Linked DNA regions of Homo sapiens: region 2 is linked to region 1. A link is a loop called in an ENCODE intact Hi-C map of the cell type or tissue named here. Cell type or tissue: prostate gland. All regions are shown on one strand. Links, peaks and the distances in the headings refer to the core of each region. The heading gives the core; the rest is flanking DNA. Region 1 has its middle 31 kb from the start of COL19A1. Region 2 overlaps COL19A1 (collagen type XIX alpha 1 chain).

Region 1 (11,891 bases), core at 2,036-10,035:
GGAACTAAACCTAAAATGAGCTAAATCCCTAACTGTAATGCAGTATCTTCTCCAGCTCCATTGCAGTTCAGACTCTTATCTCACATTCCATGATGAACAGGTGGGCTTCCGTTAGAAAGACAAGTGGAGAACTTTTAAAAATCTATACAATATTTGTGACTTCTACTTCTCTGCATGAACTATCATTAGCCTGGTAAAAGTTTCAGAATCTCTCAGGCACACAAGATTCTCTATTCCAAGTGTGCTACTCAGGATGAATGTCTACAGATCAAAGCAAGAGGAGCAACGGGGTCACACAAACCATTCACCTAAATAGAGAGACTGCCATCAAAGTTCATTCTTATCAGAACTCATGAAATGAAAAAGCAGAATGTTCTCCAGGTGGTCCTGTCTTCAGAGAAGAAATTTCAGGATGTTGGAAAAAGTGTTATCTATTGTAACACATCTAACAAAGGAAACACAAAGGTGCCATGAAATGCAGGCCAAAGCAAGATAAAAATCTCAATTCCCAATTCCGTCTGATTCTTCCCTATCAAAGCCTATTAACAGAAGTAACTGTAATGAAAATGTGAAAATTATAAAGAAATGGGAAATAGAAGGTATCTGATGATTATATACTTCTAAGTTAATTGCATTATCTCCATCTTAGGCCTCCTGGCCTAAGTTATGTTTCTATAAAAAATTTAAATAATTAATGTCCTTAATATATAAGGAATTTTATAGTCAGAAAAAGTCAGTTTCAACTTCATATTCAGTGTGTAACATCTTTCTAAACAATTTACATTGTTAATACATATACTATTACTCAATTAATATTTCACTATCTTTTTCACAGGTTATCAAAAAGGGCTTCAATCAAATATTTTGTGGACTACACTTTTCGTTTTTATTTTATTTACCACCAGTCTAGAAACACTGTTTTTTAAAAAAGGAAATGATGCTATCTTGGTATATCTTATCTAAATGACTCATTAATTCATTTAATGTTTACTACATTATTTCCCCAAAGTTGAAAATTTCTCTGCTTAATGATCCAAATGGAATTTTTTCAAGAAGCAAAGTCTACCTCTATTTTTTAATCTACTTTTAAATGATTTATCTGTTTTTCTTTTTTCAAATTGGAGACTACAATGACCATCTCTGGTCTTCTGAAAAACTCTTATTCCCTGTGATCTCTAAAACATGACAGCAAAATCTTTTAAACAACATCTTAGGCAATTTTTCAACCCTTGACTTGTTTTGTTTTCTTCAGTGAATGCTGTGCCATACAAATGGATGCCACACAATTTAAAAAATCAATTTCAGTCTAGGTCTTGAAGAGTCCTAGTTGAAGCGGGAAATTTTGTTATCAGGGACTTTGGAAATGGCCTTCTCTCTGATATTAGGAATCTGTTTGCACTGCACAACTCTTGTGCTGACCAAAAACTCCTGTGCTATTGGTAAAGTATCTATGGTAACGTTAAATCCTTGTATTCCCTACTCATCTTCAATATAGGCCTGAGTTAATAGGTTGGGTTCCCACTTTCACATGTATATGTTAGTCCTTAGTTATCTCAGTTCTTTTTAAAAAATCTTAAACAGTTGAGCCTCCTGAGACATCAACTTAAATGAAAGCCAGTCATCGAGGTCTCGTTGACTTAGCGAATTGTAATACTGTAAGTCCCCGTTCCCTAGGAAATGTGAAGGGGTGGGGATTCTGCCAACTTACAAATTGAACAACTAATCAGATTCCCTTGCTGCTAAACCCTGCATTTGAGATTAAGTTGGTGTCAATGCTTACTTGAGTCTTGTTTGAGTCGTCTTTAAACACTTGTTCCTCTCATTGAGGCCAATGTTTGCTGTCAAGTTACCTTTCTCCTGTATGCTTGTCCTCAGCTTCCTGCTCACTCTTTGTTCCCAACTTCTCTATTGCACTCTGCATTTTCAAGTGCTGGAGCATGCCCTATACCTTAACCTGCCTAACTAATGACACAATTCACTTATCTTGAAGTGGAAATTTTAACACAGTTAAGGATTACATGTTCTTTTACTTCCTTTCTTATCTATCTTGGATTTAATTATTTAATTGTACCTGACTCTTTCCAATATGGGGGAAATCATTCAAAATTCAAGCTGAATATATTGTGAAAAGAGTGACTTTAGCCCGTACTAGTGCTCCATCGGGCACCCATGCCACTGTAAATTTTCTTGAGAGCAATATATGTCCAGGAAACAAAATCATACAAATGCATAAATTTGCCCCATAAATGTAGGACAGAGAGATCCTTAGCTATCCTCCCTCACCTTGTCATTCTCTTTATGTATGAGTGGTACCATTAGAAATAACTACCCTTTCCCAAGAATTAAGTCTCTCAATTCTTCAAGCCCTTCAAACTACTCCTGGGGATTGGCCACTTATTTCCCCAAAGCCTTGTATTCAGTGGGTATTTCGTCCTAGATGATTTAGTAAATAATTTGATGCTGTGATTTCTGAAGTCCTATCAATTAATATAAACAGGATTTTCACTGTTTTCCATTCCACCCGGGCACATATTAGACCCTTTGCTTCCCTCCTTTGTCATGATAGACTGTGGTCTGCAACCATGTCTCTTCATTTGCTCTATCATTCGGCCAACGAACTAACCCTGCTTGATTTAAGCAGAAAATGGATTTGTTAAACAGGTATTGGGGAACTCACACAACTTAAAGGCTATGCAGCAAGAAACAATGATTAAATCACACCGTAAATGTAGTCTGGTGAAAACACAATTGCCACCTGTGCTGTGCACTTAGCTGGGAAAGAGACTATTTCATATTTTCAACTTTAATGGTGGGAGGCAAGTTCTGCCTCATGTGGTGGGAATTCTACAAACATGGAAAAGAAACTGTTGTGTTAGGTGACCATAAGGTGCACTACACTGTGGCAGACAAAACAAAAAAAAGAAAGAAAAACCCAAACTCCTTGATTTGGTCTGCATTTTTTAATAGTGGATATTAGTAGATATATTAATTTTGAATGACTTATATCCTATCTAATAATTAGCAAAAACCTCCATGTGTCACATAAATTTATAACAGAACAAAATGACAAATCATGGACTCTTGTTTTAAAACTGTAGAGGATTGGATCAAAAGTATCATAGGGATGATATGAGGATTTTCAATTTTTCAACATTTCTATACTCAATGGTTCCAGAATTTACACCACTGAACATTCCAATAGATGTCCAGTGGTTCCAGAATTTATAAAGAGGAGTATAAACCAATGAGAAATTAAATTTCACTTGATAGATTTAATCATTTCCATTAGCTTTATTTAGGTTTATTGTTCAGGTTTCATTGAATTTATTTTCATGGAAAATGTAAATATAAAAGGGAAAATGTTTGGATAGACTACTACAGTTCTGTGTTGTGCTGCCTATTCTAGTTTAAAGGATAAATAGAAATCAATGAGAAGTGTGCTACATCTATGGGGTTGTCATGTTTCTCAAGAGACATGAAATGACATATCTCATCCTGCTATGCCAGCATTCTACACATTCTGTCAGCTATGACTTGCTACTGAGATTGGCCTCTGCACCTCTTTCAACTCTGTGCTTTAGCTGATTCTTTCTGCCTGCTTTCAATTTTTTGCTCTTGTCACTGTCTGGTCACTCTCTAATAGCAAATCAACATTGATAGACAAGATTCCATGTAATTCAAGACTTGGATTGTTTCTATCATTATAAAATGCACATTTAACATGGAACACTTTTGTAGTTTCAAGATATCATTGGTAATTCATTAACATTTTTACTAATAGAAAGTTGCTTTTCCCAGAGAAATTTAGAATTAGAGACAAATTCCCTCTAGCAATAACCAGAGACAAAACCAACTTAAGAAAAACAAGACAAAAAAAGAGAAGTTCCTTGGCCAGGCAAGGTGGATCACGCCTGTAATCCCAACACTTTGGGAGGCCTAGGCAGGTGGATCGCTTGAGCACAGGAGTTCAAGACCAGCCTGGGAAACATAGTGAGACCTTGTCTTTATTTTTTTTAATTTAAAAAATTATATAAAAAAAGAGTAGTTCCCAAAACATAGTATAATTGGCCCTCTGTATTCATGGGATCCATGTCCTTGGAATTAACCAATGATGGATCAAAATATTTGCATCTGTACTGAACTTATACTGACTTTTTTTCTTGCCATTATTCCCTAAGGAACACAGTCTAACAACTACTCACATAGCATTTACACTGTATCAGCTATTATAAGTAATCTATGGGAGATTTAAAGTATACAGGAGAATGTGCATAAGCGATATGCAAATAGTAGCCCATTTTATTTCAGGGACTTGAGCGTCCTCAGATTTTGGTATCTGAGGGAGGCCCTGGAACTAATCTCCCATAGATACCAAGGGATGATTGTACCTGTTTTAGGATTCTTTCTCATCAGATATTGTAAGCTTATTCATCATGATCTCAAGAGAAACAACTTTAGATGATTGATCAAAGTTCCATGTGTTTGTGCATTTGTTTCTCTATCAATGTGGCCTAATTGTCTTATCTACCAACTGCTGCAGTAATTCCATAAAGATTCGATCCCCCTCAACTTTTATTTGCTTTTCTCTTTAACTTTTGTATTTCTAATGATTCTAAGAAATTTGCCCTTTTGGAGTATTCACCGCACAGGAGCACTATAGTTCATATATTAGTTTTGAATTTTTTATCTAGATGAGTAAAAATAAAAAAGTAGAAACCTTTAGGCAGTTATATATTCAGAGACTGTTTCTGTATTGTAGAAAACCATAAGATAAGAGCAATTTTGTTTTGGAGAAAAGAATATATATTTACAAATTAATTACCTTTTTAAAAAAACATATTAGGTAACTTTGCAAAGTAAGATATATATGCTCCTATTTGTAAATTGGTTAACAAATAGCTTAAATCCTTGACATTTCAAATGTTTGCATTGAGTCCCAAAAACCAATTTGAAAATAAAAAGCATAATTAAATCTGCCAATTTTATTCAAATGTCCAAAACATTCTAGTTGAATTTTGACAGAGGTGATCATTCCACATTTTGTACCTTACTAAAACTCAGAGTTGTCTTATCTGGAAAGCCAGTGATTTGACAATTTTCCTCTTGCTCCCCTAAATTTGCTTTCTTATTGTCTGATAGGTGCACTTTTTACCCAGAAGTGGCTCAGTAATGCTTGCTTTGGATTACAGTCCTAAGCAATATTTTTGAAAAGATTGGAAATAAAATTTCTATAGAAACTAACAATATGATACAATGTTGAAAGGTTGGAACTGGACTAAGGGGATTATTTAAGAACAACTGATAAATGTGTTGAATCCTCTTCAGAACAGTGTATGGTTGGGTCAGTTGGGATGAGACTAATTCTTCAGGGTGTTGTAGAAGTGGCTATACTGAAGGATGCTTTATTTTGCCCTTCATCAGGTTCAGTATTGCCTAATTATGTTTTAGCTCTTGAGAAGTGTCAAATGGCCTGAATACTAAGACTTCGCTGCTCCCAGTAGCCACTGAATCCTGGCATTGGGTAGTTAAATATTTTCCTAGAGTAATAAACACATTTTCAACTACACGGCAAGAAGAAAAAAATAAACCAGAAGTTTAATTAAGTATAGGTAGAACAATTAAGGAATAGAAAAATATAGGTTAAAGCACTTAAAGTGGCCTCTTACATAAAGCTTGTTGATAATAGGTGATATATTAAACAGTGTTTTGAGATACTACTGTCCTACATAAATTTAAAGTATTATAATTTTGAAGCATTGATGACATTTTTCAATGTGAAACTTCCAAAGATTTTTGTCAGAATAATCAAAAGTGATTACTCTTTTTGTAGCTAATAAATATTTTTAAAGGTTATGTAGGAATATAACATGAATACTATGGTGAGTTGTCAAGCATGAAGGATGTCTTTTTATGAACAAAATTCCAGTTAACTAAATCAATCTGTGTTCTCATTCTTTTAAAAACCCTTGTAAAATTTTATTTCCTTTCTTTTAATTATTTCTAAATAGTTACACATGCACAATAAACTCAACTGGAGGAATATTTAAATTGACCAAAAAGGGCAGTACAAATGATTAGCTGAAATGTATAATGTAATCTTTAAGCCGTGAAAAAATGCAGATAGCAAAAACATTTTGTTTTAAAATATTTTCCATTCAATACTAAAAGATACTTTTGGTATTAAAACTGTTAACTGGAATCTTGTTCTTTTTATAAAATACTGATTTTATTAAAATTAGATTGTTTCTAAAATACACTGGAGTTCATTATACACCAAGATTACACTTACTGCGAATTTATGCTGCTGATTCATAAGCACCAGAGAACGAAGTTCATAATGAAACCACTGACATCATTGTGTTTAAATGTACATAAACCTTTGCTATTATGATCTGTTTTATATTTCATATTTACCTATGAATGATTTATTTTCCATAAGAAACTCTAATATGGCAAATGAACAACAGCTGTTGCAAAGCGTGCTTATTTTCTGAGGGAATGGGGGAAGAAACAGCCAATTTAGAACTTTAACCAATAAACTAAAAACACTAAAAAGTAAGTTTTCCTTCCCCCTGCTGGGAATTAACTTTACGTACCATTGAGAATCAGAAGACTTGGTTGCAGTTCTAGAGGCCAAAACTAGATGGTGCTCTACAGTTGTCAGTACTTCAAGTCAATTCCAGACGTTTAGAGTAATGGAATTTAAGGGCTTTATTAAGGATGTATTTCATGAGTTTCATATTTGATTCTTCTTCTTTCTTCTTCCACAGACTTTCTTAGGGGATAAGAAAGTGGATAACATTCAGAATTAGCATGGCTCTAAGTGCTTTACAAGCATATTTTTCTCTTTTGATTGCCTTAGTTATTTCCTGCCCCACTTCTCAGCCCTTATCCATCACTTGTAAAATTATGAGACATACCAGTATCAGATGAAGAAATAAAGCCTAGAGTAATAGTTAAGGGAAATATTTCGTGTTATGCAAGTCAAACTCTTGGCCAGAATTAACATTCAGGTCTTTGCTTTATCAAGACTAGCTACCTTACCTAACAAGGCGAGAAAGTACAGGCAGTAAGACTAAATTCTTTTTGGGGAAGGAGAAGAGCCAGTAGTAACACATGGTTGTTGTTTCTTCCATCTTCATAGCAGTTTTTGCTCCCTTTCCTGAATATTCTCATTGTTCCCTGTCCACCCTTCTGAGGATATGTTGATAGAAGAGCAGAAAAAAAGAATAGGAAGGGGGATAAAATGTTCACAAACAAGCATACTCCACATGCCAGGCACTGATTTAAACATTTTACATATGTTTTCATATTTATCTTTTGAAGAAATCTAAGAAGGCATAAGTGAATGACCTCCCTTTTACATATGAGGAGTTTGGCACTCAGATTAGTAACTCCTCAAAGTCAGTAAGTAAGTGCCATTCTAAGGATTTGGCCATAAGTTTGTCTAATTCTAGAACCAATCGGGTTTTCTACAACTACAATTGTGACATTAAAAAAAGAAAACCCAAAATTGGTTATAGTCTCTTTCCTAGTGCCTGTTTACATTGAGCATGGCATGATTCTAGGTTTATACTGTTCAATGTACTGTCCTATGTATTATCTCATTTAATCTAATAGCCAACTCTATCACACTATGAATAAAAGTGAAATTTCCAAACTTAACTCTCTAATCAGTGGCAGTGCCTAGTTAACAGCCTAAGTATTTTCATAATAAATTTTAGTTTTACAGTAGAACTTAAGCACATGAAAATGATCAACTTGTACATTTTTACTATTTGCTTTATTTCTTATAATTGATATAAATGATCTTAATTTACAATTTTCCTAGTCACTAAGGGATCAACAATATGTATTAATACCATAATTTCTCAAAAATACAAATAAAAACTCTTCCAATTAAATTTTTAACAATTGTCTATGTTTACATTCATTATACCATATATACTGTGAAGAATATAAACAAATAGAAGATGATTTTTTCCGTCAAGTTTTTAATAAATGACTGGGTAAGACATATATGAAGATTCATTCATTAAACACTTAATTACTGACTACTGTGCAAAACCATCCTTGACACTGCAGGAGCCAGAAGGACAACCAAGTCAGAGCCCCTGACCAAAAGGACTGATGAACAAGGACGTGCCCAGGTACTGCCACACCCAGTCATGGATTCCTTTGTCTAGACACAATCTTGGAGAAACCACTTGCCATTTGAGGGAAATGCCATTGAATTTAGGATAAGACCTTCATTTCCTGTTCGGTATATTCAAAACCCATATCAGAAGAGGAACTCTTAAAATTGCCCCATCACCAGATGTAAAGCCAAGTTTCTTCCTTCCTCAACCTTCCACCTACTTTTGCCTCGTTTGTCATGATTGCCATGTATTTGGAGACTTGAAGAAAGTGTTTATGTAAGTGTAATTCATTGTTGATTGTGTTGCATGGCTTAAAGTCTTTAGTTTCTCCATTGATTTCTGAATATTATCCACTTTCTGATTGATAATTCAGAACCTTAGCAGCTGACCCCCATGTGACCTTTATTTTGCTCAGTGAGACCATTTTCTAATGGCTAATTATTAGGATGGTCTTATTCCTAACCAATTTGTCTTTTCCACTTCTCCAATTCGTTCCACTAAAATTATTTTTACAGTTGACATTTTATAGTATTTCATTAGCTTTTCTGAACCTTTGATTACAATACTATCACATAAACTGAGAATGATGTTCATACTGAAAAGAAAAGCTATTGTTAACATGTAACTTTTGTCAGAAGTGTAATTTTTAACATTGTCATTTTCCATGGTAAGTACAGGAGCCTTGATGGGTTAAGGATCAGTTTTACTTTCCTTTATTACAGAACAAATCTGGAATGTACTCCCAGAGTCAGAAAGTCAGTGAACATTGGTGTCTAAGTAAGTTAGTATTATATATATACAGTTGACTTCTGGCGCCAAAACTTCTTAGCCGTCTAGGTCAACTTTTATTCCTTGTACATTACAAATAACTGCGACACATTTTATCCCATTAAGTCTTCATGACACCCTTGTGAAATTTCTTTTTGATTTTTTTAAATCTCCAAATTATCCAAGAAGAAAGAAGGCGTTAAATAAATGAAGGGATTTTCCCAGGGCACACAGCTATAAGACACATGGAACTGAGATTTCAAAATTAGATCTAACTCTAAATAGAGTACTAACAGCTCCTAGTTATTTAGCACCTACTATGTTCCAGGCATGGCTCCACGTACTTTATAAGCATTAACTCAAATCTCACAACAACCCTTTTATGGAGGGAATATTTTTGTCCCCACTTTACATATGAGTAAACTGAGGCATCAAGAGGTTAAGTAACTTCTCAAACTTCCACAGTTAGTAAGAGGCAGAACCTGGCTTCAAACTCAGGCTGACCTCTGTTTTGCTAACTCTTTGTATACTACCTGATAGGTTTAATAACCACTTTGGCATCTCATAGAGGTGTTGTTAGAATTTAATGGCATAAAATGTACCATGGCTGTTTGTAAGGAATAAACATTTATCAGACTATGTGAAAAAAAATTTGAGGTCAGAAATGAAATACATGTACATTTTATTGATGATGCACATTCCACCCAGATAAAGAATATAAGACTATAATCAGGAGACAGCATCAGAGAATATGTGTTGTGAACAGCTTTTCCTTCATTTACCATTTTTTCTTCAGAATTTCTTTGAGATGGTTAAGGAATCTAGATCAGAAATTTTAAGGGCAGGAAACACAAATATTGGAGGTCACAGGTCTAGTTCATATTATTATTAATCTACTCTAATTCTGCTCCTATTTTTGTTTTTAAATTATTGCCTTCTCATAAAGACTGGTTTAAATTGCCTTCTTGGAAATTCAGGAGCTTACAAAAAAATTTTTTTTAAAAGAACGAAAATATCTCTTCCATTCAGACTCCACAAATACTGAAATTTCACCACGGGATTAATCTTTTTTCCCTTATTTTAGATGTTTTTTACATCACTTCCGCTTGTGTGCCATTGCAACTTTGACTACTTCTGCATCAAGCTTTTTAGGACATTTGGTTCTGATCAACTCCCTTTCTGATTTCCTAGCTCTGTCTTACAGTGGAAAACTCATTTATTTTTGCCCTGGGTAAACAACTTATGCTCATTTATAACTCAAAGCTACCTGGGCAATTGGGTGATTATTCAGTGATCTGAATATAAACAACCAAAGTAGATAAAGGCTGGAATAACTTAAAAAATTAAACTTTTTTAATTACCCAGTCTTTCCAGGTAATTGTCTCACTTCAGCACTTTAATTTCTCTGTAGATCAAACTTAAGGGCTGTTAATAAATGACCTTAAAGAAAGCATCCTTTTTCTCATTATATTTTTGTAATAGTCTATGCTATGCTTTGTCTGTATATAACCTGCCTACACCGATGTTACTTGGCTATTGTGTTTTATGACATGGTGCTTTTAAGCCAAGTCTACCAACTCTCACTTGACTGATAAAACACCTCAATCCACATATAGTGGACCGCATTTTCTTGCACTTCCTGTTGCTATACTCTGAAATACTTAGACTCAAATTTATTTTTCACAAGAAGCTGTATTTTGGTAATATGTATTAATAAGGAATATTTGTTACTGAGACACTGAACATGGATCATGCTTACATGGTATATTTCCACTACAAAATGTAAGCTCCAAATGCCATAGTAAGGTTGGCCAAAGCAAGTTTAAGAAGTGAAAAAGAAAAAACACTTATAGAAATCTCAGAACTGTTAAGATCATAAATCATAAGTAGATTTTCTTTCTAATCCCAGCAGTATACCCTAAAGGATAAAGATTTATAGTCCTTGTAATTTTATTTTAGGTACTATAACGGCTAGTTCTATTCTTAGCTATATAAATGTATCATTTTTCACTCTTACAAAACTATTTGCTTCAGTATCTTCTAGCCAGTGAATTCCATGTGTGTTTGAAGATTTAACACATCAGAAATTTTTAAAGTTGGTTGCTTTTGTTGACTTTTAAAGTTTTTTTTTTCATTGTGGTCGTTTAATATACATTTTGTTTATAGTTTCTTATTAAAAATTTTTATTGTATATATTTGAGATGTATAACATGGTGTTTTTACACACATATACATAATGAAATGAGTGAAATGATTACTACAAATTTACATATCCATCACCTTCCATAGTTACCGTGGGTGTGTGAGTGAATTGAGAATACCTAAAATCCACTCTCTTAACACATTTTTAGAATACAATATAATATTATTAACTATATCCTCATGTTGTACATTGTATCTCTAAACGTATCATACATAACTGCAAATTTGTACTCTTTAACCTACTTCTCCCCTTTTCCTCCCCCTCCCTGCTCCTGGTAACCACTGTTTTACTGTTTTTATTTATTTGACTATTTTTTTAAAGATTCCACGTATAGGTGAAATCATACAGTCTTTTTCTTTCTGTGTCTGGCTTACTTCCTTAGCATAAGGTCCTCTAGGTTCATCCATGTTGTCACATGGCAATATCTCTCCTTTTAAAGGCCAAATAATATTCCATTGTAGATATATACCATAATTTTTTTAAAAAAATCTATTCATCTGTTGATGGCTACTTAAATTATTTCCATATCTTGGCTATTATAAATAATGCTGAAAAGAACAAAGGAGCACAGATATCTCTATGAGGTGCTAATTTCATTTCCTTTGGGTATGTACCCAACAGAGGGATTGCTGGGTCATATGGTACTTCTAGTTTCGATTTATTGAAGAACACCCACATTGTTTTCCATAATAGCTGTCCCAATATACATTCCCATCAGCAATATATAAGGGTTTCCTTTCCTCCACACCCTCTCCAACCCTTGTTATCTCTCAGCTTGTGTG
Region 2 (11,891 bases), core at 1,705-9,704, 330 kb after region 1:
TTGGAGGCCCAGAAGTGAGGAGTATAGGCGAGGTGTGAAGGATGAAAAACTACCTATTGGGTACAGTGTACACTACTTGGGTGATGGGTGCACTAAAATCGCAGACTTCACCATTATACAATTTATCCACATAACCGAAAATCACTTGCACCCCTAAAGAAAAATTTTTATTTTTGAAATTAAAAAATTAGAATTAAAAAAGTATATTTGTATATGACAAACATTATGTTTCTCGATTAGCTAAATAAGTGTTTAATGTTCAATGGTCAAAATATTTGATTAACTAAAATGCCTTCTTCCCAATGATATAACAGATTTTATGATGGGAACTATCTTTTCCAGGGTCTTCAAGGAATTCCAGGCATTCCAGGTGCTCCAGGCCCGACTGGACCCCCTGTAAGTATTTGTTAAAACGATTGCACTCACAGCTTATATCTGCTGGTTTGATGCAAGGTGAATTAATTTTCTTCATTGCCTTTTGTTCTCTGTGCCTCTATGTAGATTGTCCAGATATTGCCTGGAAAAGTAGCCTCATCCAAGCTCTCAGATTTTCATTTAGTATTACTTAAGGCTACTCAGTGTCCTGGGGACTTGCCTCAGAATTCCACCAGACCAGAAAGCAGTCTGCGATTAAGCTAGTGTGTTTGAAATAGAAATTGCATATAAAAGAGCATTCTATTTTTTATTTATAATTTTTTGGCACTAACCTTTAGAAGAGATAGTCAAATGGCACCACAAACTGAGAATTTATTTTCTAAAGGAAAAAAAAGTGTGCTAAGGATTATCAGATTTCATTTATTTTTGTTCCTATGTATAAAATAAAATACCTCTATTTTAGTCAAGGCTTTCACTGCCCCTCAAACACACCATCAAAGCCTTCGTGTCTTTCACTGTCTTGTTTTCCTAGAACAGAATCTCTTTTGCTTTATACTTGCCAAACCCAATCTCTCATTCAAACAGTTTAATTCTAGAGTCATCAGATAAAATATAGTGCATGCAGTTAAATTTGAATTTCAGATAAACAAATAATTGTTTAATATAAGTTCATCCCAAATATTGTGTTTTTATTTGCTAAATCTGGCAACCCAGCACATGCTTCAACTTCTCCACCTCATCCTTTCTTAGAGTTCCTATGCCAATAGAGTCTTTACCACACCAGTAGGAATGTAATTATATATTTTAATGTTCTGAAATAAGGATTTTCCATAATTAAAGTTGTGTCATTTATGCTTCCGCCACAGTTATACAGAACAAACCTGGCTTTAAATTGTTCACTAAAATTAAAAACGATGAAAAAGAGTTGTGAAAGAAACCATGAAAATTATAGCTAACTCTGTTCCCAAAGGATTAAAATTAAATTTTATTTTTCAGTGGTAAAATGCAGATCATAGAACTCAATATGCACACTGTTAATTCTGCCGCCTTGAAGTATTTAAAATGTTGATCCCTACCAAAACTATAGCTCATTTAGAAAGGCATAATGTTATGTAAATTGCCATTTAAACAGCAAGACTAGATTCTTAAGTGTATCAAAAGGTTCCAATTAAGGTCATTAAATGTGGTTGACGAAGGTGAAAAAGCGACCACAAATACAAATTTTACCCTTCCAAGGGCTTATCAGCAGGATACAGCTGCTGTATCAGCCAGAAGAAACATAAGCTTCTAGGGCTTATTTAATTAGGATCAAATGACCTTCAAAATGTGTAAGTTTTAGTAACCAACTTCCAATACCCTTTGGCCATTTAATTGTTGTTTCTGTAACAAACTTAGTTTTGTGTTTTACAGGGCTTAATGGGAAGAACTGGACATCCTGGTCCCACAGGAGCAAAAGGTGAAAAGGTACAAAGGAAAAGCCTCACTTACCATCCAAACTGGGGCTTGGAGTGGGAGCAGGATGAGACTCTTCACAGAGAGAGCCATAAAATCAAGCAAAGCCTAAAAGTAGAAATGATGGTAGAAAGTACCTATTCTTGTAGTGGATTTGGAAGAACACAGGTCCAAAGGTTATTCTAAACACGGGAGATATTTTCCTAGGAGAAAGGATAAATAGAATATTGGTTCCATAAAACAAAAGTTCAGGCTGGATTCAGAATCCTGGGCAACCATCTATGTGGAAGGATTGGGTGGGGGAGCCTCCTGGAAGGATGCAAGTAATGTGGTGTCTACCAGGGAGTTCCAGCCACAGGGGCTGTCAGTTTTCTATGACAAAATACCATAGACGGAGTGGCTTATAAACAACAAACATTTATGCATATTTCTCTCAGTTCTGGAGTGTGGGAAGTCCAAGATCAAGGTGCTGGCAGAATCGGTGTCTGACAGAGTCTGCCTTCTTGTTCATAGATGTCACCTACTAGCTGTGTCCTCACATAGTAGAAGGGTGACCAAGCTCCCTTGGGCCTCCTTTATAAGGGCACTAATCCTATTCATGAAGGCTCCACCCTCATGACCTAATCACCTCCCAAAGGCCCCACCTCCAAAAGCTCCAGACAGCAGACTGGCTCTCAGGACCAAGATTCTGGTAACCAAAGAGCTTGCAGAGACAGTCGAGAAGTTCTGTCCCTAGACGGTCATGGGGGAAATTTACTGAAGAACCAGGATAGCTTGTTTCCTGGGGAGATCAGTTATTGGACAGATGGGTTGCCATGGTCAGAAAGGAGGACCAGCATTAGATGAGTCTCAGACAGGACACCACACAGTTTTACATGTTTACCCCATTTAAGATCTAAACTGGCTCTATTGTACTAGTCCAGGCAGATCCAGCAAGTAAGTGGAATAAGCCTAGCTATTTAGATCGGGGAAGTAAGAATCAAGAGTCCACATGAGCCACTCAAGCAGCTTCCACCCACTCGTCAGGACACAAGTTCCCTGACCAACGTGGAACATAATGACATCAAGGAGCAAAGGAATCCCAACACATTTTGAAGGAAACAATGACTTTATTCTAGATAGTCTCTGCACATTTTTTTCTGATTTTATCCCAAGGAGCTTGCCCAACCCCACTAGCCTTTTTTCTCTGTTCTCTATGGAAATTATTCAGTCATAGACTTGCCTTTGAAGTTAATGGGAATTCCACACTGAGATGAGCTTTGGGGCACAAATGAGAGTGAATATATGACTTTTAATTGTGCCGGGGGAAAAAAAAGACTTTTCAGTAGGCACATATTTTTCCTTGTTTGTTGACTCATTAGAACTATGACATAATTCTTTGAAGGACACTGCCAGTTGTCAGCAGAATGTGACATGTCTTAGAGAGATAGCCACATCAAAGCAGTTTGGGAAAAGAAACAATATGCTTGTTCTTTGTTATATATTCTCAGGCAGAAGCATTGCAAGAAAAACTTTACAGTTTATTTTTATTGATAAACATGAACAAAAGATTTTATGATACTTTCGTTACAAAAAATGGCAGGGTATTGGAATGAAGTCCTTGATTACATTTATGGGAATGGACTAAAATCCCTCAAAATTCTTGGACATTGTGAGTAGAAATTTTACTCTATCTGAATTCTTTTTTAATTAACCATGTCTTGCCATTTCCCCTGCTATAGAGGGACTTAAGAGATTTTATGAGGCTATTATTCTGAGAGAAAAGCAGAGTTATAGGAAGAACTGCTGAGAGACACCAGAGGGACTTCAATAGCTCTGCTTATTATGGACCGATAAACATCTATGGTTTATAAAAATAGAAGTGAAATACATTTTTCAACTTTCAACTTGAATTCATTTTCACAAATTCTATTTTCAGTCTGCTTCTCCTGTAAGTCTAAGACTGTTTAAATTGTAGTGACTATTTGCTTTAAACAGTACTATACCACAGTTGCTTCTGCTCAGGAAGATGTGTCTGACTTGGGTGTAAAGTCAGATATTAACGTAGGAAATGGAAGATGAAGTTTCCCTCCTGCAGACACAACACAGGTTGTGATTTTTTTACTTTCGTCAAATTATGTGGATGTCCCCTCTGGTTCCCAAAAGATGAAGGTGGTAGAAATGAGGCTCAAAGTGAAGGCTGACTCAGAGCCACAATCCCAGAGCCCACTGCCTGCTTGTAGGAGAGTTCCACATTGGGAGAGTTCCTCCAGCTGCACTGGAAGTCCAGGACATGAGCACCTGGGTTGTCTGGCTCCATCTAAAAATAAGCTTCGTTTCTAGAGCTCACACAGTGAGAGTCAGAATGGGTATGGGAAAAGACCTTTACCTGTCCTGCGGTCTAGAAATGTATTTCCTGGGTAAAGGAGAGCCCAGCTGAATAAGACTACAAGGCTGAAACAACATGGCAAGTCATATCGATTTCAGAAGATGGCTCTGTGATTAATTTCAGAAGATAGTTTGTAAACCTGGGGTAGAAACGTCTACGCCGCTGATATGTCTATATATCCCTTGCAGGGCAGCGACGGACCCCCTGGGAAACCCGGACCACCTGGACCACCTGTGAGTTGTTCTAGGCTTAAAATTTAAAATTCATGTGTTTACTTAAGACTTTTATAACTCAGAGGTAAGACTACATTTAGATGTTTTCAAAGATAAAATTCTTCTGAATTTCGTGTATAAATATAAATGATAGCCAATGTAGCTTTAAAGAGACCTGATTTGTTCTCCTTTTGGTTCAGCCTCAATGTGCAATGCTCAGATTGGCATACTGCGGGTCTCCCCATCTTGGATTTAGGAATCTGGGTTTGTGCTCCGACTCTCCACTTCCTGGCTCGGGGCCCCTGGGAAAGTCATTTAACCTTAATGTGCTTCATTCACAGAAAGGAGAAGGGCCAGAAAAATAGATCCTTTCCGCTGATGCGAGTTGGTAGAAAATCGGATATTATGCTATATGTGTTCATTCCCATTCATGATGTCTGAGATGCAAGGAAACTCTATTTATGTAGCTCTTAGTGAACAAAAAGTACAAGAGGCATCGATGTTTTCATTATTGTGATTGAGACAGATGCACGCTCCGTCAGGGAAACGGTGGAGAGGAGAGGAGCCTCTCTCCGTGGCAAGTCTGCCCTCATGTGGGGCCACGCTCGAATCGCAGCCGAGCCGAGCTGAGATATCACGCAAAACACCCTTTTCTACCCCACCTCACAGGAATACTTTAAGAAACCAAACTCACCATAGAAAGGGCAGAATTGACCGTGACTTTCCGAAGACAATGAGGATTATTATCAGTCTGCGTGCAGTTGCATGCTTTGTACACGTAAATGAAGAGATTAGCACTCTATTTCCTAAACTTGTTTCCTAAATCTGTTCATCTGTGTTACTGACCTTTTCCCTTGACAAGAAAGCAGGACGGAAAGTATTAGGGTTCAAATCCTAAAATTCACTCCTTCCCCCGTGGGCAGAACAGCAAATATAACATGAGTTCATGAAAGGGACCTATAATTTTATAATGCACTTAAGATGTCTTTGTCTTCCCTCTGAATTCTCCAAAACCATCCATCCTTCAAAACACAGTTTAAATGTTTTCTTCCCTGGGAAACCTCCTTTGGAAATCTCAGATGAAAATATCCTTTGTCTCTCCAGGACGTAGCACACTAAAATATGGCAGACATTCAGTCGCTGTCAGATAAATGAGTTAAATAATAGAGTAATAAATGGATGGAGCGTTTGTCTTCCATCACTAGTGTTTGGAAGATGCATGCAAATTGTCTTCACAGAACACTACTGGCCACCATCATACAGAAACAATGAAACAGTGACTTCTTCAACTCTGCAACTGATATGTGAAAACTGCAGAAAGGAAAAGGCAGATTTGACTATTGATTCTATACAAATGTTTAAAAAGAAAGACAAAAGATTCTAACTAAAATTTTTATATGGAAATTTTTCCTAAATGCTAAAATGTATGATTTTTTTAAACTATAGAATAAGTTCTCCTTTAAGTGTTGGTTACTCTAGGACATGTCAATTTTTTTCAAGATGTTCTTATTCTCTTTTATCCTAAAGAATTTATTTTTGTAGAAACATCCACACAGGGTTGTGGATAATGTCATCTCCCCATTTACCTTAATTTTCTATTTGGTATGAAAAGACTGTGGAAAAAAATTACTTTTCAGTAGCCAAATTGTTCCCTATTCACATCTTCATCAGCACTATGGCATTATAGCCTGCAGGTTAGCAGGCTGTAAACAGTTAGTATAAATTGACAATTCAGAAACTGAATTTTAATGAGCAAATATTTTCCTCCAAATGCATTAGTGTCTCATCTGTCAAACCTGAACATTAATTAAACCCCAACTGAAAGTATCCGTGTGCTTCAGGTGTAGCTCACACTCCCTTTTCATTTCCCTGCATTTGCTTTGGAAAAGCTAAAAATTAAAATGTATTATTTTACTTAGAGTATTAAATTCCCTTTGTAAAATAGAATAGAAAAAAGTAAAAAATAGAATAGGAATAGTATCATTTGGTAAAATGATAAAATGTAGAGATGCAAAGTATTAACTTCCAAGAATAATTCTGTATCTCACCTCTTTCCTAAGGGTATTCCATTTAATGAACGAAACGGCATGAGCAGTTTATATAAAATTAAGGTATTTATATTTGTAATTATTTAAAATCCAGTTATAGACTGCTGTAAATTCGTCTCATCTTTCTCTTTTTCTTTTCTTTTCATTTTCTTTTGAAGGGAGGTGTGAATGTTCCCAGTTACCCAGGGCCACCCGGTCCTCCTGTAAGTACAGTTGTTTATCATCAAACACACTTTAGCTGAACAACCACAATGAAAAACAAACAATAAAAACCTCTTAAGTTCACTGAAAAACGCATGTTATGAATACAGCCAAATTTTACAGCAGAAGGAAATAAGTAAAACCAATTATAATAAAATTGAGAAAATGTATGCAGCCAAAATAATGGAAAACAGCATTTTTCATGGTGGTGTCACTTTTTTCATTGCAAATCTAAGAACTAAGTCAATGTCCAAGCAATCATTTTTATGAAATTTCCATCAAGTTATATTTATTCATCTTATTCTTCAAATTCAAACTGTAATTAAAGCAAAACTTGCTAATATTCGTATGTGTATTAAGGCAAATTGGACAACAGTGTTTCTTATTCTGTAACTGCTTTGGTCATTATTTGAAAAATGACTTTCCATGTTTCTCTTACAGGGCCCAAAAGGCGATCCTGGCCCAGTGGTATGAATGTTCCCATGTTTTGTGTCATTTAGAATATTGGTCTTTGTTAAATTTTGAAAGAAAAGCATCGGGCAAAATGGCCTGCCTTCTTAGGTGTTCATCAATTAACATGCTGGTGGTGACAAGCAGGCCACAATATAAATGCCAGCAATATGTTCTCTGTTTCTGAGATGCATTAGTCCTGATGTTGTCACTGCCCTTGAGGTTTGTCTCTTTCCGTCAGTGTGTTTTTAAAATCATCCTGTGATGGAGGAAGACACATATAAACTCTGATAAATGGGGCACTTTCTTCTAATAGCCCTCTTCTGATAATTGATTCAATTTTAAGTAGATTGTGGAAGAGAAATACTTACTGGAAAGAAATCCCTTAATATATCTGCCATCTCCCCAACAAAAAAAAAGGAACTGTTTATTTGCTTTAAACGTCTTAGGCAATTATTTTGCAGGAGATATGTTTTGTCATAAGGCTGCTTATTAGGAGGAATGTATCAGGAGGTTATGCTCAGCATGGAAGGAGATCATGTCCTCCAGCCGCCTAAAGGACGATAATTGTTCTCAGCATCTTTCTGAACCATGGAGCCTCTGTAAAAGTTCTGCCAAATTCAATTAGATGCCCTTTATTGCTGGGCATTTTCTCCTGTCATGTCTTTTTCAAGCATATCCTTCATGTTTCATTTGTATATATTTTAACCTTTGGGTATATACTTGAAACTCAAATGTACCTAAAGCTGAAATAAATTTTCAAAACACTTTCCATTGCCATGTGAAAAAAAATTTAAAGCCTTTTCATTATAGTACAGTTTGTTAAAACTCAATGAATAAATTTTAAACCAGCAAAGGGACAAGTCATAACAAGTAATGTTTTTATGTCTAAAAACATATTTTAAAGAGATGCATTAAAGAGCTGTTTGATTTTGTTATTGGGCAATATATATTAAAAGCCAAATTGTTATCCCCTGAAAGCATTGTTTCAACTAGTTAGGATCATATTCTGTAATTCAGTTTCCTTTGTTTTACTATTCATTCACCCTGTCTACCCTATCTTTACCTGAAACCAACTATACGCTTCATTCTAATTTTAATTTTCTTACATCTTGTTGATAAAAATTTCCTCCTGGTCTTTCCCTCTCATACTCATACACACAAAACAGCTTCTCTGAATCATTTAAAAGCACCTAGGCTTCTCACTGACTTTTTGGGAACATTCTTTGAAGTTCTTGCATTAATAACTGCAGATTAAGATAAGAACTTTTTAAGTATTATAATAAAGGATAAATTATAATTTACTGGCATTGAAAAGGGGCTGGCAACAAAAATGTAGACCTATTTGAGTAGAATTTGAAGAGATTAGTCTTCAAATTTCTTAGCTACAACAAAGGATGAAGAATAAAAACTGATTGAAGTGTGTTCCTTGCTTTTAGAGATGTGAATTGAGTGAGTGAAGCACAGAAACAGAAAAATGCAATCATGAAATGAAATACACATTTAGTGTACACATTCAGCCTCATCCTGGATGAAACTTTGAAGTTACTCTTTTGGGTTCTCTGTCAGCACCACCCTGCAACTCTCATCATCTCCCACCAGCTGTCCTGTAGGGAAAAATAATAGTTCCTGCCATAGAAATAATCCAGGAATGATAGAATTGTAGATCACAGAGCAAAAACTTGAGAAGTCTTTTTGAGGTTGGAAATTTACTCTTCCAACATTCTTCAAATCCCATGACAATAGACCTGCCTCACTATTTCTAATCTTCTCCATAAACCTTTCTAGAGGAATATTACCCTTAATTGAATTTATTATCTTCTGAGGCGCTCCATTTCATTCCTTTGGTATTCAGTTTATAAATGATGTTTAATTAAATATTTAATTATTGCTACTTTCAACAAATGTTGATTGATTGAGCACCTCTGTCTTAAGGACTGTTGAGAATGTAAACAAGGAGAATCAAAGAGTGTGTTTCCTTTGTCAGCAACCTAGGGCCTCTTATACAGAACTTTATGCAGAACAGAATCTGAACTTTTTTTTTTGATCAGTTGTCAAGTTACATATTAGGGGACATTTTAAAAGATTTCTGAAACATAGAAAGCATATCAGTTCATATGCTCACTCACTAAGTATTCTGTAATAAGGGCAATGTTATAAATAATAATGAAGTTATATCCCTGGTAATATTTTTGAAGCAGATTGGAATTATGTATGCAAAAACACACTTACAGAGAACACAATTTGAAAGCTCTTGTTTCTTTGTGATTATGTCTAAAGCATCCGGTGTCCTAAGAAAATATTTGCAGTGAACATTAATTTATTAACAAGAAGGCATCAAACAACTCCCCACTTTATCTCTTTTTTAACTTAAAGCCCTAATGCAAGCTTGTCCAACCCATGGCCCATGGGCTGCATGCAGCTCAGGAAAGCTTTGAATATGGCCAACACAAATTTGTAAACTTTCTTAAAACATTAGGAGATCTTTTTGTGTGTGATTATTTTAGCTCATCAGCTATCGTTAGTGTTAGTGTATTTTATTGGAAGACAATTCTTTTTCTTCCAATGTGGCCCAGGGAAGCCAAAATATTGAACACCCCTTCCCTAATGCTTTTTTTGTTCAGAGTTAGCAACTTCCTTCACCACAGCTTTTCCCAAAGTGTTTCTTGAGGATCTACAGGCTCCAGCTAGCCTGGGACCATACACTAGAAAATGTAAAGATTTTTAAAAATAGAAAACACTAATCTACCCCCTTCCAGTGACTCATCAACTTGAGCAATAACTTTTAGTGTTATTGGAGATAATGATCCTGGGGTCAACTTCTTAAGCATTCACAATTCTTGTCCAGCTGCAGAGAATACTTAAAGATGATAAACACTGCTTTGAGTGCTCCATCTTCATCTACTCTTAAACAGTTTATTCTTATTCTCTGAAAATCTAGCAGCACCAGGTAGCTCACAAATTGGCAAACTTTATTAAAGCCCCATCTTTCATTCTAGTTCTTATTGAAATTGGAGTTATCACTGAGTAGAGGGATTCATTCTGATTAGATTCTCAATCAGAATGAAAATGATTAATCAGAAAATATACCTCTCTGGAGAATAGCTTTTATTCTCAAACTATTTTCAAACATCAAATGCAATAATACATTACTTAAAAATAGGGCATATCATTTCCTTGCTAAATTACACATCAATGTTTGGGGTGGGAAGGTTAAGCAAAAAAATCTTTGCTTTGGAAACCAATGCTTAAAAACATTTTGATTATTGCTCCTGCATTTCTTATGTTCATATTTAACAGGGAGAGCCTGGTGCAATGGGGTTGCCAGGATTAGAAGGATTTCCAGGTGTAAAGGTAAGCACAGAAGTTAGAAATGTGTTCATTTATTCAACATTCAAAATTGTTTACTGAGCACCTAATGTGCCAAAAACTGTTTTAGGTTAGGGATATATAAAGGAACAAAACAGACAAAAATGTATGTACTCATGGGACTTACATTCTAGCAAAAGGATATAGAAACTAAAAGAATAAACATTTTAAAATTACATCTTATTGTTGGGGCTATGGAAAGAAAGAAAAAGTAGAATGGGTTAAGGAGGATCAGGAATGCTGACGGGGTAGGAGGGCAGTATCTGAGCAAAGACCTGAAGGAGGTGAGAGGGAGAGCCAAGTCCCCTCCAGTCTGGAGGAATAATGTTCCAGGAAGAGGAAACAGCAGGTCTAAAGAGTCTGAGACATAAGATTTCCTGATGTATCCAAAGAGACCAGGGGAGGGAGTGAGGAGATAGTCGTAGGAGATGAGGTCAGAGAGGTGGGGGTGGAGGTGGGAAGTGGCCTTGTCATATAGAGCAGTACTACTCAATGTATAGCCAGTGGAGAACCAGTGCCAGTCTGCAGACCCTTTGTTATGGGTTCAGTGGCAAGGTTATTACAGAGACTGAGAGTAAGCACCTAAAAACATGTCCAGTAATTTGTCTAAAATTGTCTAGCAAGCATGTGATGGTAGAATTATCTTTGTTCATGATATGTTAGAAAATAAATAAAAGATTGCTCTTTTACCACAGGAAGTTTGAGAAACACTAATAAAAAGGCTTAACAGCTATTGTAAGGCCTTTATCTTTCAATCTTTGTAAAATGCAGAGCCATCGGTGATTTCTGAGTAGTGGCATGAGGGAACTTGCAGCCAGAGAGTTGCAAGGGTGGAAGTAGGGAAGCCAGTTAGAAGATATCCAGTAATCCAGGTGCCAGGTGATGCTGGCTCAGATCAGAGCAGAAACAGTGGAGATAGTGAGAATGCCTGGATTTGGATATATTTTGAAGGTAGCACTGATAGGATTTTCAGATTGATTGCATTATTAGAGAATAAAGAGGAGTCAAACACGAACTTCAGTTTTATGACCTGAGCAGTTTGCAAAATAGGGCGGACATCATCTGAAATGAGGACAGCTATGAGCAAGGCCTATTTTGAAGGGGTGGAATTATCAGGAGTTTAATTTTGTACGTGAGACCAAATTTGGAGATATCTGTTAGACAGCAAAGTGAAGGTATTGAGTAGGCAGTCTGATATAAAAGTAAGGAATGTGGAAAAGAAGTCTAAGTGGAGATATAAATTTGGCTGTTCTAAGCATAGAGATGCTGTTGTAAAGCGGAAGACTGGATAAGATTACCAAGGGAATGCCAATAGAGTTTTTAGAAACAGAAGAGTCAAGGATTGAGCCCCAAGGCCCTCCAGTATTAGGAGATCAAGAAAAGGAGCAAAGAGCAAGGAAGACTAAGAAGTAACCA

What was found. Hi-C counts contacts between places; a loop is a spot of excess contacts. Peaks named below come from ENCODE experiments on the same cell type or tissue, not always from the same donor. Only the 100,000 strongest peaks of a DNase experiment are listed, where the experiment ranks them.
Region 2: it touches region 1 in a loop (2.9-fold over the local background); 27 of 110 quality-filtered maps call a loop at or near these places.

The regions. Positions count from the first base shown.
Region 1 is chr6:69,829,261-69,841,151 of GRCh38, forward strand. No RefSeq gene overlaps it. Among named protein-coding and RNA genes, the nearest start is that of COL19A1, 31 kb to the right of the region's middle. In prostate gland, for the core only: a CTCF peak has its summit at 6,638; a DNase peak (open chromatin) is centred at 6,621.
Region 2 is chr6:70,161,558-70,173,448 of GRCh38, forward strand. It overlaps COL19A1 (collagen type XIX alpha 1 chain), which reads left to right. Exons shown (of 51, transcript NM_001858.6): 35 at 343-396; 36 at 1,786-1,839; 37 at 4,384-4,428; 38 at 6,468-6,518; 39 at 6,614-6,658; 40 at 7,098-7,124; 41 at 10,407-10,460. Among named protein-coding and RNA genes, the nearest start is that of COL9A1, 140 kb to the right of the region's middle. In prostate gland, for the core only: a CTCF peak has its summit at 4,990; no DNase peak of the experiment used is centred there.